Regions from separate parts of the Homo sapiens genome. Here region 1 is linked to region 2. The links are chromatin contacts, found by Hi-C or POLR2A ChIA-PET in ENCODE. All regions are on one chromosome and are shown on one strand. Each heading gives the region's core, a stretch centred on a gene start or an enhancer-like site at or near the end of the contact. The rest is flanking DNA. Distances are from core to core; before and after follow the strand shown.

Region 1 (6,410 bases), core at 3,781-6,280, 590 kb after region 2:
TGAACAAACCTCAAGGGTGGAAGAAGGCATCACTCTTGCTTTTTTTTTTTTTTTTTTTTTTTTTGAGATGGAGTCTCGCTCTGTCGCCCAGGCTGGAGTCCAGTGGTGGGATCTCGGTTCACTGCAACCTACTCCTCCCAGGTTCAAGCAATTCCCCTGCCTCAGCCTCCCGAATAGTGGGGATTACAGGCACACACCACCACACCCGGCCCATCCTTGCCTTTTATTCAATAACATAAGGCTACCTTGGGGCAGATTGTATTACACAAGAAAAGTCTTTTCCTTCCTTAGTATGGACGATAGGATATTCAGTAGGAAGAAAACTCAAAAGTCCTGGTGTGAGTGGCTCCTTTTCCTGCTCCGGTCTCAAGAGGAGAGAGGCTGGGACTGAATGGTGCAATCCTGGGATCTCCTCCAGAAGTGGGGAGGAGGATGGAGAGACGGACTTTGGGAGAAGGAAAGATGGAGCTCACTCCAGCATGAGGGAGGTGCAGGGAGGCAGAGAGAACACAGCCTGTTTGCCAGCAAGATGGGAGGATGGCTGTGGGCTGGGGGGACCACTCTGGGGAGGATCTTCTAGCCACTCTGCAGCAGCAAGTAGAAGAACCCCAGTAAATAATAAAGGAGGGCTGGGCACAGTGGCTAACGCCTGTAATCCCAGCACTTTGGGAGGCTGAGGCAGATGGATCACTTGAGCTCAGGGGTTCGAGGCCAGCCTAGGCAACATAGCAAGACCCCGTCACTACTAAAAATAAATTAGCCAGGCATAGTGGTGCACACCTGTCGTCCCAGCTACTCAGGAGGCTGAGGCAGGAGGAGGATCGCTTGAGCCCAGGAGTTCAAGGCTGCCGTGAGCCAAGATCACACCACTGCACTCCAGCCTGTGAGAGCAAAAACAAACAAGGCTGGGCATGGTGGCTCATGCCTGTAATCCTAGCACTTTGGGAGGCCAAGGCGGGTAGATCACCTGAGGTCAGGAGTTTGAGACCAGCCTGGCCAACATGTTGAAACCCCGTCTTTATTAAAAGTACAAAAAATTAGCCGGGCTTGGTGGTGCGTGCCTGTAATCTCAGCTACTTGGGAGGCTGAGGCACGAGAATCACTTGAACCCAGGAGGTGGAGATTGCAGTAAGCCAAGATCACGCCACTGCACTCCAGCCTAGCGACAGAGTGAGACTGTCTCACACACAAACTCACCAAAAAAAAAAAAAAATATCACCCCAAAACCCCACAAAAACCAAAGGAGCAGAAGTTATGATGGTGGCCTCATTAACCAAGGGCCTGGGCATCCCCCATTTTTCTAGCAGCAACCAAGCTGAGTCATCAGACATCACTCTACAGAAGAAGGAGGATGGATGGGACCCCAAAGTAGCTGTGACATTTCTTGCCAGGCAGATGGGGACAGGGGCAGTGGGCCTGGAGCAGACTGAAATCAATTAAGATCTAATTGTGCAGGCCATAGTGGGCAGGTGTGGTCAAGGGACTAGCTTTTAAATTTTATTTAGGTTTTTTTTTTTTTTTTTTAGATGGAGTCTTGCCCTGTCGCCCAGGTTGGAGTGCGGTGGTATAATCTCGACTCACTGCAACCTCCACCTCCTGGATTCAAGTGATTCTCCTGCCTCAGCCTCCCGAGTAGCTGGAAATACAGGCACACGCAACCACACCTGGCTAATTTTTTTGTACTTTTAGTAGAGACGGGGTTTCGCCATGTTGGCCAGGCTGGTCTCGAACTCCTGACCTCAAGTGATCTGCCCACCTTGGCCTCCCAAAGTGCTGGGATTACAGGTGTGAACCCTCGTGCCTGGCCTTATTTAGTTTTAATTAATTTAAATGTAAACACCCACACCTGATTCAGTTATTGGGAGAGTTTTAATTAAGTATGTTTGGAACAACGTGGGTGCGTGAATCATCTTTTTCAACTCTAAACTTTCTGGGCTCTGAATGCAGATCAAATATTTCTGAAAAAACTTAGCATCCAAATTGCAATGTGCTGGGAGTGTAAGTATATACACTGGATTTCGAAGAACTGGTGTGGAATAAAGAATGTAAATTCTCTTACTGATTTTTTTTTACATTGGTTACATGTGGAAATGACAAGTTTGGATATATCAAGTTTAATATGTTACTAAGATTAATTTTACCTGTTTCTTTTTCCTTTTTAAATTTATTTATTTATTTATTTTTGCAGAAACAGGGTCTCACTAGTTGCTTAGGTTGGTCTTGAACTCCTGGGCTCAAGTGATGTGCCTGCCTCAGCCTCCCAAAATGTTGGGATTACAGGCGTCAGGCACTGCACCTGGTCCAGGTTTCTTCTTAAATGTTCCCTCCTGACCACCTGTCTAGAATGGCTCCATCTCTTTACCCTGATTTTATTGTTATCAAGTATGTAAGTCTGTATTCATTTCATTTCCCATTGCTGCCGGAGTAACTACCACACGCTTAGTGGCTTAAAACAAAAGAGATGCATTCTCTTACAATTCCAGAGGTCATAAGTCCAAAGTGTCTAAAGTGGGCTAAAGTCAAAGTGTCAGTAGAACTGATTCCTTCTGGAGGCTTCAGAGGAGGCTCTGTTTCACCCTTGTTTCCAGCTTTAAGATGTCACCTGCCTACCTTGGCTGGTGGCCGCATCCTCCATCTTCAAAGCCAACAGTCGCCTGCATCATCCTGACCTCCGCTTCATGTACTCACCCTCCTTCTCTGACTGACTCTTCTGTCTCCCTCTTATGGGTGATCAAGGTGATCTTTGTGATCACCTGGAGCCCCCTCGGGTAATCCAGGATAATCTCCTCATCTCCAGATCATCCACTTAATCCATCTGCAAAGTCTGTTCTGCCACGTGAGGTCACATATGCACGGGGTCTGGGGATTGGGACATGGACATCTTTGGAGAGGGGGTATTATTCTGTGTACTCAAAAATCGCGGCATATTCAGTGATTTGCTCGTTTATTGTGCCTGCCTCTGCTAGACCATAAGCTCCATGAGGAACAAAACATGACCCTGTCAGGGTCACCATTGTATCCCCAATGCCAGGGACGATGCCTGGCACATAGTAGTTGATCAGTAAACATTCACTGAGGACTGGCCTGGTGCGGTGGCTCACGCCTGTAATCCCAGCACTTTGGGAGGCCAAAGTGGGCAGATCATGAGGTCAGGAGATCGAGACCAGCCTGGCTGACACAGTGAAACCCCGTCTCTATCAAAAATACAAAAAATTAGCCAGGCTTGGTGGTGGGCACCTGTAGTCCCAGCTACTCAGGAGGCTGAGGCAGGAGAATGGCGTAAACCCGGGAGGCAGAGCTTGCAGTGAGCCGAGATCGTGCCACTGCACTCCAGCCTGGGCGACAGAGCGAGACTGTCTCAACAAAACAAAACAAAGCAAAACAAAACCATTCACTGAGGACAAATGTTCCAAGGACAGAAAAATTCATGCTCTTATGAACAAGTGATTTACAGTAACAGAAACCGTTTTGAAATTGGCATTGCGTTTTACACTGATTAAGAGACGGACTCTGGAATACACACTTGTCATAGTTCAAATCTCTGCTCTGCCATTCACTAGCCGGGCAACCTTAGGCAAATCGTACTTTCTCTGTGCCTCGATTCCTTATCCGTGAAATGGGGATAGTTACAGTAGTTGTCTCATAGAATGTTAGAAGGATTAAATGAATTAGTACATACAAGGCAGTTAGAACTCTGCCAGGCGCAAAGGAAGTGCTTCATAAGCGTTAGCTTTCATTGTCATTGTTAATATTATTCTGCAAATATCTGAAATGATATTTAACAAAACATGATGCAAACCCAAGCATAGGGGATTCGTTTGTAGTTCCAAATAGATTAAACATCTCAGCAACACTTTGGAAGATTCTTATTGTCTCCACCTTGAGCTCACCATGAACTCAAGGAGCGAGAGAATACAGTCCGTACAAGTTGTGAATCCTGAAAATCTGAGACAGGTCTCAGATTTTTCAGAAAGTTTATTTTGCCAAGGTTGATGACGTGTGCCCGTGACACAGCCTCAGGAGGTCCTGACGATGTGTGCCCAAGGTCAGCAGAGCACAGTTTGGTTTCGTACATTTTAGGAAGGCATGAGACATCAATCAACATATATAAAATGAACATTGGTTTGGTCTGGAAAGGTGGGACAACTCGAGCGGGGAGGGGGCTTCCGGGTCAAAGGTAGATAAGAGACAAACGGTTGCATTCTTCTGAGTTTCTGATTAGCCTCTCCAAAGAAGGCAATCAGCTGTGCATTTATTTATTTATTATTATTATTATTATTATTATTATTATTATTATTTGAGATGGAGTCTTGCTCTGTTGCCCAGCCTGGATTGCAGTGGCGTGATCTTGGCTCACTGCAACCTCCACCTCCCAGGTTCAAGTGATTCTCCTGCCTCAGCCTCCCGAGTAGCTGGGACTACAGGTGCCCGCCACTAAGCCTAGCTAATTTTTTTGTATTTTTAATAGAGACAGGGTTTCACCATGTCAGCCAGGATGGTCTCAATCTCCTGATCTTGTGATCTGCCCGCCTCAGCCTCCCGAAGTGCTGGGATTACAGGCGTGAGCCACCGCACCCCGGCCAGATATGCATTTATCTCAGTGAGTAGAGGGTGGGTTTGAATAGAATGGGAGTCTGGTGGGCTCTAAGCAGTGCCCAGCTGGACTTTTCCCTTTAGCTTAGTAATTTTGGGGGCCCCAAGATTTATTTTTCTTTCACGAACTCATTTCAAAACTGAGTCTGGATTTCATTCTCCTAGCTTGACAAATTCAGCTGCCAAATTGCTGATTAAAAGCAGATTTCCTTCTTAAAGGGGAAAGCCATGGTTTTTTTCTGAAAGGAGAGGAGAAAGCCTTATCGTTTCTGTTTCATAAAAGGAAACTTTCATGAACTGCTTCCTGGCTCCTCTGGTTATGGAGTGAAATTCATTGCAATTTCTTAGGATCTCTACCCGGGCCACCCACAGAGGGCTCTTGAACAACATGCAGGCTGCAGACACATCTGGCCTGTCTCGTAGAGTCTGGACTTTTTTGTTTGCTTGTTTGTTTGTTTGAATGGATCACGAGCATTAAAAGGTCAAGAGATTGCAAGTTTCTCTTGAAAAGGCCACGGTATCAGTCAATATCACGCCTGCATTCCCACGTGGCCATAATCCAGCATCAGCAGGTGCTGAGTGGCCACCCCGGGGGCACCCTGTGGTTTTCCTTGGCCCACACACAGTCAGCTTCCCTCATTTATACTTCCTGCCTGGCCCCAGGAGGTGGCTGAGTTTGTGACCTCGGTGGAGAAAAAAGCATGGACACACAGAGACATGGATATAAAGAGATCAGAGGGAAAGAAAGTCACAAATAACGAAACAACACCACAAAAGGAGTCATCCATCACCCTGACCATGAACATCATCATCATAGCTACTCTTGTAACGTACTTTATCTTGTGCCAGGCATTATTCTAGGCTCTTTGTAAATGTGAACTCATTTAATCTCCATGAGGTGGGAACTATTATCACCCTCACTTTATAGATTTAAACAAAGAGTCACAGAGAAGCTCCCGGGTTGTTTGCAGAAAACAGCGGGCAGGTGAGAGCGCTGGGCTGGGCACTCCCCAAGCTCGGAGCAAGTGCGCCTACAACTGTGCAATACTGCCACCTAGTGGAGCCGGAGAGACATACTCGGGGAGGACTAAAGGTTGTGGGCCCAGGGTTCTCTTGCGCCAGTCACCCTGGGCCGCAGCATCCGGCTCAGGATCCAGAAACGGGAGCAGAGGTGGCAGGAAGCAGGGCTGGCCGCCACCAGAGCTTTCCACCTGGGGACACCAAGTCATGGTCCTGACTTTGGGTCTCTCAGATGTAAAGGGAGGGGTTCAAGCGTGACATCAGGCGAGGGCTGAGTGTCTGGCCTCATGGTCGGCTTTCCTCAGCTGAGGATAGCGACATCGCATGGGTTTATGTGAAGTTTCAATGGGGACGTCCACACAACACGTTGGACACACAAGAGCCCGGCAAATGGTATCTCCAATTATTGCTATGAATACAATGAAGTCACATGGTGACCTTGGTTGCCCTTCGCCATCTCCCGCTCCGCTGTGCACCCATATAGTCAAATAACAACCATGCAGATAATAATAATAATTAACTTCTCACATAATTGAGTGGCTATAGTCATTTTTTAAAAATAGAGACAGGGTCTCACTACGTTGCCCAGGCTGGTCTTCAACTCCAGGCCTCAAACCGTCCTCCCACCTCGGCCTCCCAAGTGCTGGGATTACAGGTGAGTCACTGCACCCAGCAGATTCTTTAACTTGAGTTGTTGTACTTAATATTATAGGATAAAATCATAAGCCTGTCTTAAAAAAAAAATGGTGCAGGGCCGGGCATGGTGGCTCATACCTGTAATCCCAGCACTTTGGGAG
Region 2 (5,856 bases), core at 939-3,438:
TATGGAGGAGGAAGAACAATTCTGGAGGACATGTGAGGGTTCTGGAGAGGAAAGGCATATGATGGGGGCATGGGATGCTTCTGGAGGCACTGAGGAGGAGTGTGAAAGGCTTGGGGGAAGTCTGGAGCTTTATGGGGAAAGTCCTTGAGATGGGAGTTGGCGTGGAGGTTGAAGAGTGTTAAACACAGAGTGAACACAGAGGGGGCCTGGAGGTTCCAACGGAGAAGATGCCCCAAGACTCAGTATTGCAGTGAGGGGGAGGTGAAAATGTCCAGGCAAGAACAAGTGGAGGTTTAGAGGGGTCCAGAAGGCTGTGAGGTTGGGGTGGGGGAGTTTTCTGAGACTCTGAGAGCAGAAGATACTGCAGGAAGGGAGTGGAAAAAATAATCAGAAGATTCAAACTTGGAGAGAGAGGTCTTCTGGGAGACGGGCCACGGGGTGAATCGGGGAGGTGCTGGGAGAGACTGAGAGTTGAATAGGGGGCCCCAGAGAGTCTGGAGAAGGCAGGGAAAGTGGGGGTCAGGGCTCACAGGGCCTAGGAGAATTTGAGGGCTGAGAAGGGATGTCTTCTGAGGGGCTGGGGAAGGTCCAAGAAACCAAGGGCTGGACGGTGACCAAGAGTAGTGAGAAGAGATTTGATGGGGCCCAGGAGACATGAGGGTTGGGGAGGGTCTCAGAGGAGCCCAGGAAAGGTGGGGACCGGGTTGTTCAGAGAAGCACGGGAGATTCACGGTCTGGAGGAAGTGTCTAAGCGTCTAGGGTGGCCTTGGCGGGGGAGGGGGAACTTTGGAGGGGTCTGGAAGAGCCCGAAGGTTGGAGATCCGTCTTTGGAGGATCTGGGGGATGGCTGCGAGAGGGGGGTGTGTTCGGAGGAGCCCAGGAGACTCAGGATTGGGGAAGAGGCTTCTAGGAGACTGAGAAGCCTAGAGGGACCCGGAGGGTTGGAGCTGGGGCGCTCCTGGGAGACTGGGGGCGCCTGGAGAGGCGGGGGTGGGGTGGATGGGGGCCCCGAGAGCGCGCTCACCCTGGCAGCCCGCGACGAGTAGGGGTCCTCGAAGAGCGCCCACACGCGGGGCTGCCAGCGGCGCCACCATGTGCCGCCCGCGCCGCCCGCGCCCCCTGGCGGCCCCCCGGCGCCGCCGCCCGCGTCCTGGAAGCAGAGGCGCTTGAGCTCGCCGCCCGCTCCGTCCAGGCCGCCGCCGCCCGCGCCCGCCTCGTCGTCCAGGCCTCCGTCGTGGGCGCCTGCGGCGTTGGCGGCGTTGGCGGCGCCCGCGGGGTCGGGCGCCTCGAAGGAGTCGAGCGCCTCCTCAGCGTCGCGATGCTGCCGGTAGGTCATCCAGCAGCAGGCCTCCACGTCGGTCTCGTCGATGCCCCAGAAGCCGAGCTCCTCCTCAAACAGGGGCCCGCACACGTCGGCTGGGCAGTGCAGCTTGCCGGTGCGGTAGTAGTTGAGCACGTACGCGAAGACTCCCGGGTGCCGGTCAAAGAAGAACTCGTCGGCGCCCGGGTCGTAGTCGAAGCGTGCCGCCGCCTCGGGCTCCGTCAGGCCGGCCAGCCGCGTCCCCGGCAGGGTGCGCAGCGTCGAGCGGTACGTCTCATGGCGCACGCCGCCCACGTTGATCACGATCTTGCCGCTGTCGCCACCGCCGCCGCCGTGCCGCCCCATGGCCGCCGCCGGCAGCCCGGGGCATGGCTCGGCGCGCCGGTCCCCGGGCCCGCGGGGTGCCGGGGGGCCCGCCGGGGACGCGGCGGGGCCGGGCTGCGCAGGCTGCTGCTGCTGCGGCGGCAGCGGTGGCGGCGGCGGGGACTCGGGCGGCTGCGGCGGTGGCGCCGGCTGCTGCTTGCTGGCCCCCTGGCGCCCGCGGAAGGACGAGACGCAGACTGAGCTCAGCATTGGACGGGGGGCGGGGCGGGAGGGGCGGGGACGCAGGGGCGGGGACACGGGGGGAGAGACCGACGGGATTGGGTGGGAGGAGGAGCGAGGTAGCGGGGGCGTGGCTTAGGGGAGAGGAACCAAACTGATTGGCCTGGGGGAGGTGGGGCGGGGCTGTGGCTGGGAGGAGTGGGGCGGGCACTCTAACGCGACCCAGCTGGACGAGTCGGGGCCGCCAATGAGACGGAGCGATTGGCTCTTTCTAAGAGAGCAGGGAGGAGGGGCGGGGCGGGGCGTCAAGGGAGGCGGGACCGGTTACTACTAATTGTGTTCGGCAGCACTGGTAGCCAGGGGAAGGCGGGGCTAGATACGATAGAGAGAGACCTTACTGAACTGAAAAAAGTGCGGGCGGGGTAGAGGGAGGAGGGGACACATCCAAGCTATTTAAAGACGCCCGACTGGCCTGGAGGGGCGGGGCCACCATGAGAGAGGCCGTCCTGATTGGGCTGAGAAAGGGGCGGAGAGAAACAAAACAGATCGCACGCCCTCACCTAAAACACCGCTAGGCAGGACCTGGTGGGGAGGAGCATTGCTTGGAAGAGACAGGGCCGCAGAAAGTAGAAACGGTCCAGATGAGACTGCATGGGGCGGGAACTAGAGATGGAGGACTTTCCCGCGCAAGGGGGACAGGCTGGACTGAAAGAGGACACGGGAAGAACAAAGACTTAGACTCGGTGAGAAGGTGTTGAAACTTGAGAGAGTCCTGGAAACCCGAGAGGGTCTGGATAGGCCTAAGGGAGGGAGCGGGGCTGAGGCTCCAAGGCGGGCCTGGTTAGTCGGGGCTGGGCCCGGAGAATGAGTGTCCGGATGGATGAGTGGTACTGAGGAAGGTGAGTGGGGTCGACAAATAGAAAACGTCTTGAGGCAGGGCGCAGTGGCTCACGCCTGTAACGCCAGCACTTTGCGAGGCTGAGGTGGGTGGATCATTTGAGGTCAGGAGTTCGAGACCAGCCCGGCCAAAATGGTGAAGCCCCGCCTCTACTAAAAATACAAAAATTAGTCGGGCGTGGTTGTGGGTGCCTGTAGTCCCAGCTAGTCGGGAGGTTGAGGCAGGAGAATCGCTTGAACCTGGGAAGTAGAGGTTGCAATGAGTCGAGATCGCACCACTCCACTCCAGCCTGGGCGACAGAGCGAGACTCTGTGTCAAAAAATAAATAAATAAAAGAAAAAGAAAACGTCTTGAATGGGCGGTAGGAAAGAGAGACTAAGGAAGGAGCGGGGCTTGAGGGTCTTGAAAGCAACCAGGGTAGGCGAGGGCAGGGCAGGGCTAAGGGAGGGTAGAGGAACGGGAGAGGTGGATCCCAGGGGAACAATGAGACTACAAAGAGTACAAAGCTACTGGGCTGGATGGAGGGGAGGGACCTGGAACGGGGAGTCTTCGGGATCAGAAGACCTGGGAGAGGGCACTGCCTAAAGGTCACAGGGTCTCAAAGGGCGAGGCGAGAACTTCTAACGAACGCTACACCGCGGCGGACTGCAGATTGGAGGACCGAGGGTAGATGAGGACTGGTGAGGAGGGGGCACGCAAGGAGGCAGAGAGGACGGGAGAGGGGAGAGGCCAAAGCGCCAGGAAGCACCGTCAAGACTGAGGCAATATAGGCAGGACCGATAAAAAATGGGGTGGGCTAGGAGTCTCAGAGGTCGGGTTCTGGGGAAGAATGGAGTGAGGGGCGGGGCCAGAAAAAGGGGACCGCCTCGGAGCGGGCCGTCCCCGCCCCCTGGGCGGTCGTAGGCTCCGAGAGGCAGAGCGCAGGCTCAGGGGGCTGGGGCGGGGCCAGCGGCTGCGGCTGGGGCTGCGGAGGGAGGAGGCGGCGCCTGCGGGAGCGAAGGGGGCGGGTCAGGGGGCTGCGGGCGCCCTCGGGCAGCACAGTTTCTGGCCCGCCGCTTCCTGCTGCAGGTGCGGCGGCTGATTCGTATCGCCTCCCAACCCCATCCCACCCCCGCTCCCGTTTCTGGGTTTCTTGGCGTCTCTTTTTCTCCCTTCTTGAGTATTTGTGCCGCCGTCTCTGTTCCCACCCCTCTGAGTCTCCGACCCCTCGTTTGTAAATCTGCCCTCCTGGGTCTCTGATTCTGTCCCCCTCCTTCTGAGTCTTTGCTCCTCTTCTCTCTAGGCCTCAGTCTCTCCTCCCTGGTGTCTCAGTCCCCGCCCCCCCACCCCAGCTCCCCCGAGTCTCTTTCTCTTGGTTTCTGTACCATTTTATCAGGGGTGTGCCTCTCTGTCTGGGGCTCTGTACCGCACTCCCTGGGTCTTGTGTCCCTGTCCTCTACTCCCTCCCCGCAACCCGCTTTGTCCTGCCTCCTCTCTGGGTCTCTGCCCTTTCATCTGAGTCTGTCTCCTCCTTGCTCTCTGACAACCTCTTTCCCCTCCCCCTTCTTCTTCCCCTTCTCCCCATCTCTGGTGTATTTCCCCCTCCTTCTTCCCCTTCTCCCCATCTCTGGTGTATTTCCCCCTCCTTCTTCCCCTTCTCCCCATCTCTGGTGTATTTCCCCCTCCTTCTTCCCCTTCTCCCCATCTCTGGTGTATTTCCCCCTCTTCCGTCTCTTTCCCTCCTCTGTCTCTGCTCTTTCTCTTGCTGGCTCTCTGTTCTTCTCTCTCTCCCTCTAAGTTTCTGCCTCTTCACTTTCTCTATGTCCCCTCCCTGAGTCTCTATTCCTCCTATGTTTCACCTTCTTCTGGGTCTCTCTCTTTCTAGGTCTCTGTCTCCACTTCCTGGGGACCCTGTCCCCCTCTCTCTGGGTCTCCGTTCCTTTTTCTCAGACCCCCCATCACCCTCTCTAACCCCCGTCCTAGCTGGGACTGCGTCACTGCAGAGAGAGTTGCAGAAGTGGGGCCTGTCCTGCAGCCCAGGAAGGTCGTTGCCCTCACTCCCCAGACCCAGGGCTCTCCATTGCACCCAATCCATCATGTCCTTCAGCTTCTGATGGAATCCAAGAGGGCACAGAAAAGACATAGGTACTTCCTACCCCTTCCCCGAATTCTGGTGCACCCCCAGGCAGAAGCAGAGAATCCTGAGGTGAGGGACTGGGCTGGGGCTGGATGAGGCTCCTGGGCAATTGGGGGTGGGGTGGTGGAGGCAGGAGCAAGGGCTGGGTAGGCACTATGGGCTAGGTAAGGACCTCGGTCGCCATCCTCCTCCACACTCCCCCCTCAACCCTGCTTTTCCCTTCTGCTTTTCACAGCAGCCAGGCACGGTATCAAGTGGCTAAATCAGCGTTTTTTTGCAGAGGTCAGAAGTGTGGGAGAAGGTGGGGGCTGTGGGGAAAAGGGGCTGGAATAAGGAGGAATGTGCGATGCGACTCAGGATTAGAGGCCATGGGAGGGGAAGAGGCAGCGGGCCGGGAGTAGCAGGCTGGTCCGTCCACATTCCATCAGGCCCTGGGAAACTTGGATGCCAGCACTCCCTCATGGCCCTCCACAGACCCCACCAGGGTCTATGGGAGGATTTGTGAGCCTGGAGTCTCCACCCACCCATTAGAGAGGAGGGGGCTTCTGGAAGCTTCATGAGGGCTCCAAATACTGGACACTCAGCTATGTTCACAGACCAGGAGGAAGTAGACTCGACTCTTGACTAGGGACACCAGGAGGGGAGAGGCCAACGTCTGTCTCGTTTTCAGTTCCTTTCCCCACCCCTGCTCCTCCCAATCCATCCGTTCCCAGGCCCTCAAGACACAAAATTCCTGAAAGCTCCAACTCCCATCTACGTCATCTTCGGCGTCCCCTGATAACCCTCCCTCCCCCATTACCCCAGGCCCTGGAATTGGGGAAGGGTCTTCCCTCCCTGACTTCTACGACCCCTTCCTTGTTCCTCTGCCCCCATTCCCACCCGGTTCCATTCGGAGCCTTGGTCTCTGGACACCAAAGGTGAAAATGTGAGGACTCTCTGCCTACGATCCTTCGTCCCCTAAAACCCTCCAAGTACCTT

What was found. A loop is a pair of places that touch in the nucleus more often than their neighbours do. ChIA-PET counts read pairs that join two places held with the same protein, here RNA polymerase II (POLR2A). Pooled maps may share reads with other maps.
Region 1: a pooled map shows a loop between it and region 2 (3-fold over the local background). The contact joins the enhancer-like site here to the promoter of KCNC3 in region 2. A Hi-C loop is called at or near these places in 2 of 50 pooled maps. POLR2A ChIA-PET finds 5 or more read pairs at or near these places in 3 of 52 experiments (HepG2 and WTC11).

The regions. Positions count from the first base shown.
Region 1 is chr19:50,916,786-50,923,195 of GRCh38, forward strand. No RefSeq gene overlaps it. Among named protein-coding and RNA genes, the nearest start is that of PPIAP59, 7.6 kb to the right of the region's middle. Within about 2 kb of position 5,031, at least 3 of the 41 ENCODE cell types and tissues checked have a DNase peak (open chromatin) inside an H3K27ac peak, as active enhancers do.
Region 2 is chr19:50,327,189-50,333,044 of GRCh38, forward strand. It overlaps KCNC3 (potassium voltage-gated channel subfamily C member 3), which reads right to left and starts at 2,189. Exons shown (of 5, transcript NM_004977.3): 1 at 1,025-2,189. The coding sequence starts at 1,894. It overlaps LOC105372437 (a long non-coding RNA gene), which reads left to right and starts at 2,432. Exons shown (of 4, transcript XR_007067299.1): 1 at 2,432-2,607. RefSeq lists silencers at 1,052-1,141, 1,750-2,299, 2,380-2,439, 3,317-3,496, 3,510-3,879 and enhancers at 1,904-2,198, 4,460-4,509, 4,820-4,919.